Regions from separate parts of the Homo sapiens genome. Here region 1 is linked to region 2. A link is an interaction called in ENCODE POLR2A ChIA-PET data of the cell type or tissue named here. Cell type or tissue: GM12878. All regions are shown on one strand. Links, peaks and the distances in the headings refer to the core of each region. The heading gives the core; the rest is flanking DNA. Region 1 overlaps GXYLT1 (glucoside xylosyltransferase 1). Region 2 has its middle 41 kb from the start of MIR7851.

Evidence for each region. Peaks named below come from ENCODE experiments on the same cell type or tissue, not always from the same donor. Only the 100,000 strongest peaks of a DNase experiment are listed, where the experiment ranks them.
Region 1: POLR2A ChIA-PET joins it to region 2 with 6 read pairs; 5 of 35 experiments call an interaction of 5 or more read pairs at or near these places.

The regions. Positions count from the first base shown.
Region 1 is chr12:42,139,868-42,142,676 of GRCh38, reverse strand. All of the region lies in intron 1 of GXYLT1 (glucoside xylosyltransferase 1), which reads left to right. Among named protein-coding and RNA genes, the nearest start is that of GXYLT1, 3.6 kb to the left of the region's middle. In GM12878, for the core only: no CTCF peak of the experiment used is centred there; no DNase peak of the experiment used is centred there; H3K4me3 peaks cover 1,589 bases; H3K27ac peaks cover 206 bases.
Region 2 is chr12:42,281,386-42,284,194 of GRCh38, reverse strand. No RefSeq gene overlaps it. Among named protein-coding and RNA genes, the nearest start is that of MIR7851, 41 kb to the left of the region's middle. In GM12878, for the core only: no CTCF peak of the experiment used is centred there; no DNase peak of the experiment used is centred there.

The sequences.
Region 1 (2,809 bases), core at 140-2,639, 140 kb after region 2:
TTATAGAAATGTCATAGAATTAAATCAACTTTTGGCAACGCTCGGTAGCTCACGCCTGTAATCCCAGAATTTGGGGAGGCTGAGTGGGGATGATTGATTGCTGGAGGCCAGGAGTTTGACACCAGCCTCGTCAACAACCCATCTTTACAAAAAATAAAAAAATTAAAAAAAAATTAACTGAATGTGGTGTTTCACACCTGTAATCCCAGCACTTTGGGAGGCTAAGGTGGGAGGATCACTTGAGCCCAGGAGTTCAAGGCTACAGTGAGCTATGATTGCACCAGTGTAATCCAACCTGGGTGACAGAGCAAGATCCTGTCTCAAAAAAAAAAAAAAAAATTAACTTTTTTGGCCACCATGAGATACGGTATAGAAATCCCTAACCTCTTCATGTATAAATCATTTGGCCAAGATCCAAAGCAAATCAGTGTTGGAGGAGGATTAGAAACTGTATCCTTGGAGTGTTATACAAGAGCTCTTTCTGTAAAGAAAGATAAGGGTCTAGTTTAGATAGTGGACTCAGTGGGCAATGGGGCTATGGGGCAAGCCAGCAGCTTCCTCTTTTCAGTAGTACTTAGGTATTATTGCATTTTTGCCTTTTTTGATAACATCTTACTTGAAAGATTATAACTATTTCTCTCTTTTTATTTTAAACACGGGATCTAGGTTTGTACCCAGTAAGTTCCATTGGTCAGATCTTATAAAAACTATTCATGGTATAGAATTTCATGACGACAAAAGACTTGGAGTCCTTGAAGTAAGAACTTTAAAATGAAAGGAACAGTTTTTCAGTGGAATCTCTTATCCGTTAGTGTATTCTGTTTGAAGCCATGATTTTAATAATCAGAAAATACATGGGTCTTGTAGTCAGATAAACCCGTGTTCTCAGTATTCTGGCTCTGGTTGCTGTGAGACTTTGCCTAAATTGTGTCACATGCCTGTGTTTTAATTTCCTCACCTGTAAAATGTAGATAATACTTAAATTTTTTTAGCTTTAGTAGGGTATAATTGATAAATAGAAACTATATGTTTAAGGCATAGAACTTGATAGTTTGACATACATATACATTGAGAAATGATCACAGTTAAGCTAGTTAATATCATCACTTCACATAGGGTTTTTTTTTTTGTGGTGAAAGCACTAAAGATCTACTGTCTTAGCACATTTTAGGTATACTGTACACTTTGTTAACTATAGTCATCAGGCTGTACATTAGATTACCTTACTTAATTTGTAATAGAATTCTTAGTTGTCTTTGATGAAAATTCAGTAAAACTATCTCAAGCAAAACATATTTATAGGCTTATACAGTTTTTGAAATGAAGGAAAAACTGCAGATAGCAGGGCAGCTCAAAGGACCTTAAGGACTGGGGAGTCTTTTCCAGTAAAGACAAAACTTTGTTCATGGGGTTTTTCTGTTCTTGCAGGTTTTATTCTCTAATCTCAAATACAAAATCCTAGGAAAAGGCTGTCATTGGACTTGCCTGGGTTGCATGCCCGTTTGTGGACCAGTCAGTGTTACTTGGGATGGGGAACTCTGATTTGTTGACTCTGTGTCACTTGCACATTCCTGTGGCAGACAGAATAACATGATTGGTGTTGGAGAGGAGCGGTGCCTCAAAGGAGAAGGAATGCTGGATAGGCAGTGGCTGTTCTAGAAGGAGATACTCAAGCTCTTCAGTGTGGACAGACTGTATTAAGGTGTTTGACAGAAAGCAGTAGTTATTACCGGACATCACTAATTCATACCACTTTGTTGCATTTTAGTTACTCAGGATGATTAAATTATCATATTTCACTGATGAGTCCTGACATTGATTATCAAAATTTTACCTGTGGCTATACAGCAGTATTGGTAGTGGGGAATCAAGAAATTACTAAATGTTTCAGTGATACCGTTTCTGGACCCATCAAGCCCTTGGAGTCTCCTTATGTGTCTCCTTGTCACACAGGGAGGTAATTATTTCACTTTCTTTTTTAGATCTGGTTAGGCCATAGAGTTGTCATTTCTGCTGGATCCTGGGAATACTAGTGTTATATACTGAGAACTTAAAGAATAGAAAGTAAGAGTTTTGGAGTGACAGACTTCAGCTTTGCCACTTACTGTGTTGACCTTGAACTTGTTTTCGTCATCAGAGAGAACAGTATGATATTGTTTGTGAGAATTGAAATTAAATATTAAATAGCTGATACAGAGTACCTAGTATGGTGCCTGACACAACAACATTTTAGCTAATATCATTTTGGTAATTTAAATTTTAAGTTGGGATTTTTTTTTTCTTCCAATTTCTGACCTCTGGGAAAAATTCTGGTCATTGGGCTCCAGTTAAGACCTGTTAAATCAAAATGCCCTGGCAGTGGGGTCCAGGAATTTATGTTTTAGATATGTGCTCCAGCTTGTTATAAAACCAAAAATTGAGAATAGTTTGGGCACTATTTTCACACTACTGTTTTTAGTGAAGTCCCCCCCCCCCCGCCTTTTTTTTTTTTTTTTTGAGATGGAGTCTTGCTCTGTCACTCAGGCTGCAGTGCAGTGGTGCGATCTCAGCTCACTGCAAGCTCCGCCTCCCGGGTTCATGCCATTCTCCTGCCTCAGCCTCCCAAGTAGCTGGGACTACAGGTGCCTGCCACCATGCCCAGCTAATTTTTTGTATTTTTAGTAGAGACGGCGTTTCACCATGTTAGCCAGGATGGTCTCCATCTCCTGACCTTATGATCCGCCCACCTCGGCTTCCCAAAGTGCTGGGATTACAGGCATTAGCCACCGTGCCCAGCCCTTTTCCCCCCTTTTTTCTGCAGTTATGTTTG
Region 2 (2,809 bases), core at 109-2,608:
TCTGGCAGGTGTCCTTTTCATACCACTGGAAAGGCAAATTTCAAAACTTGAGGGTGAATGAGATGATGAGGCAGGAAGGAGAGACTAGATGTGCCATTTGACTTGCTTTGGGTGTTGGTGTTTGTAGCCTCCAGCCTAAGGAAGTGGAATTCTACACTTCTTCTGGTCCAGCTCTCTGGAGTTTTGCATTAAGGTTTGGAGCCAAAGATACAGCTAACAATGAAATATGACTTTGTCTTGATTTGCCCCCATTGTGCAATAGCTTCCTCAACACTGTCACAGAAAGGAGTGACAGGCCCAAGACCAAATTCAGACATTCCTAGTCAAATACCTTTCAGCACTATCTTGATGCTAATCCATTTTTATAATTTTAACATATTATAATAGCAAAGATCAGCCAGGTGCTGTGGTTCATGTCTGCAATCCCAGCACTGAGAGAGGCCAAGGTAGGAGGATCACTTGAGCCCAGGAGTTCGAGACCAGCCTGGGCAACATAGTGAGACCCTGTCTCTACAAAAAATTTTAAAAATTAGCCAGGTGTGGTGGTGTGCACCTGTAGTCCCAGCTACTCAGGAGGCTGAGGTAGGAGGATCAACTGAGCCTGGGAGGTTGAGGATGCAGTGAGTTGTGACAGTGCCATTGCACTCCAGCTTGGGCAACAAAGCGAGACCCAGTCTCAAAAAAATTGCAGGCTGGGTGTGGTGGCTCACGCCTATAACCCCAGCTCTATGAGAGGCTGAGGCAGGCAGATCACTTGAGGTCAGGAGCTCGAGACCAGCCTGGCCAACATGGTGAAACCTCATCTCTACTAAACATACAAAAATTAGCCAGGCGTGCTGGCAGATGCTGTAATCCCAGCTATTCAGGAGGCTGAGGTACGAGAATCACTTGAATCTGGGAAGCGGAGTTTGCAGTGAGCTGAGATTGCCCTATTGTACTCCAGCCTGGGTGACAGAGGGAGACTCCCCCTCAAAAAAAAGTTGCAAAAGCATATACTATGTGCTAGGCTCTGTTGTGACTGCTTTAATAATCCCCACAACAAACACAATGAAATGAAATAAACCATTAAGATTGGAAGAAAACACTATGTGCTGAATGTTGGCAGTAGTGAAAGAGTTAAAATATATAAAATTTTATAATTTCCCTGTAGGGGTATAGGCCTCCTTAGTGCTGCTATGAACAGTTTTAGCTCTTAGCTGAGACCAAATCTGCAAATTATAGAAATCACTTAGCTTCACATATGGTGTCATTAATTACTTGAAGAAAAAATATTGAGACTTTTTTCTCTTGAATTTCTATCTTTTAATTAATGGGTCTATCATTCCACATTTGTTTTTGTGAAATAACAACTCCAAATTATTTCAAAAAGGCTGCTTCAGCTTGCATTCGTTTAGTAAATTAAACACTATCTTCCATGGGTATTCAGCGTTCATGGTAAAAAACGTGAAGGATGGGAACTGAGGGAAGAAACATTACTTTCTATCCAATCCCATAGCAAGATTCTTACTTAAAGGTCATAATACAAGGTTGTCAGCCAGCTTCAACTAACAAGCCTACAAATAAAATCATTTTAGAAGATAGGAGGTCAGAGGGGCTGATAAACCAGCTGACAGTGTTCTAACGTAGCTCCCGTAATCTTGTGCTACATGATGGATCAAAGTCTCTACAGACTGTTAGGGAAGAGCCAAAACAAAAGCAGGTCAAAAGTTGAAACCAGATACAGAGGAGGGTATAAGCAGGTCAATGAGACCTAGTAAAATAAAGCAAAAGCAGAATCTGAGATTGGCCAAGGACAGAAACCAAGTTGCACAATGACACAATAAAAACTAGTGGAGATAAGTAGAAAAGGCAGAGTCCTTAAAGATAATTAAGCTTTAGATCAGCTTGAGCTAAAAGAAGTAAATCAAGGGAGAGCTGAATAGAGGTCTCTGTGAAATCCAACAAAGATGTGCTATGTAGCAGCCCCAATTTTGGTACATAAAGCCTTATAGATGTTCCTCCACTAGTTTTAAAGGTTGCAAACATGGCATTTGACAGAGACATTTGACAGAAGCTAAGGTCAGGTCACTTGGTTTTGTTCTCAAAATATGAACGTCACCCTTCTGTCTCTTAAGTGCATTCAGGTGGTTGCAAAAAGCACTGAGCCAGAAAGCATAAGAAAGGATGTAAATCTGTCTCTGCTAATATGAAACAATTCAAGGCACATGACAAATCAGCATTAAATCAGCAAAGCTTTATTTGTATTCTGATACTAAGAGCAGGAATTGGCCCATTTGCAAAGGTTCTGCTAATTGGCTCCTTTTTTTTTTTTAGAGGGAGTTTTGCTCATTGCCCATGCTGGAGTGCGACGGTGCAATCTCAGCTCGCCACAACCTCCACCTCCCAGGTTCAAATGATTCTCCTGCCTCAGCCTCCTGAGTAGCTAGGATTACAAGCATGTGCCACCACCCCTGGCTAATTTTGTATTTTTAGTAGAGACGGGGTTTCTCCATGTTGGTCAGGCTGGTCTCGAACTCCCTACCTCACATGATCCACCTGCTTCGGCCTTCCAAAGTGCTGGGATTACAGGCGTGAGCCACTGTGCCAGCCCTAATTGGCTCTTTTTAAATGTAGAAAAACAGTTATCATCATTCTGGGATCATTGGGATTATTGGTTCTGCCTCCAGATAAGCAGAATAAACAAACCTCAGTTCCAGTGGAAACTGCTTCTGTTGCATTTGTCCACACGAGGCTCTCACAGCCAATTCTAATTGGTTATTTGCTTTTCTCTTGTGTCTGTATCTTCACATTTACCTAGGCTAATGGACAG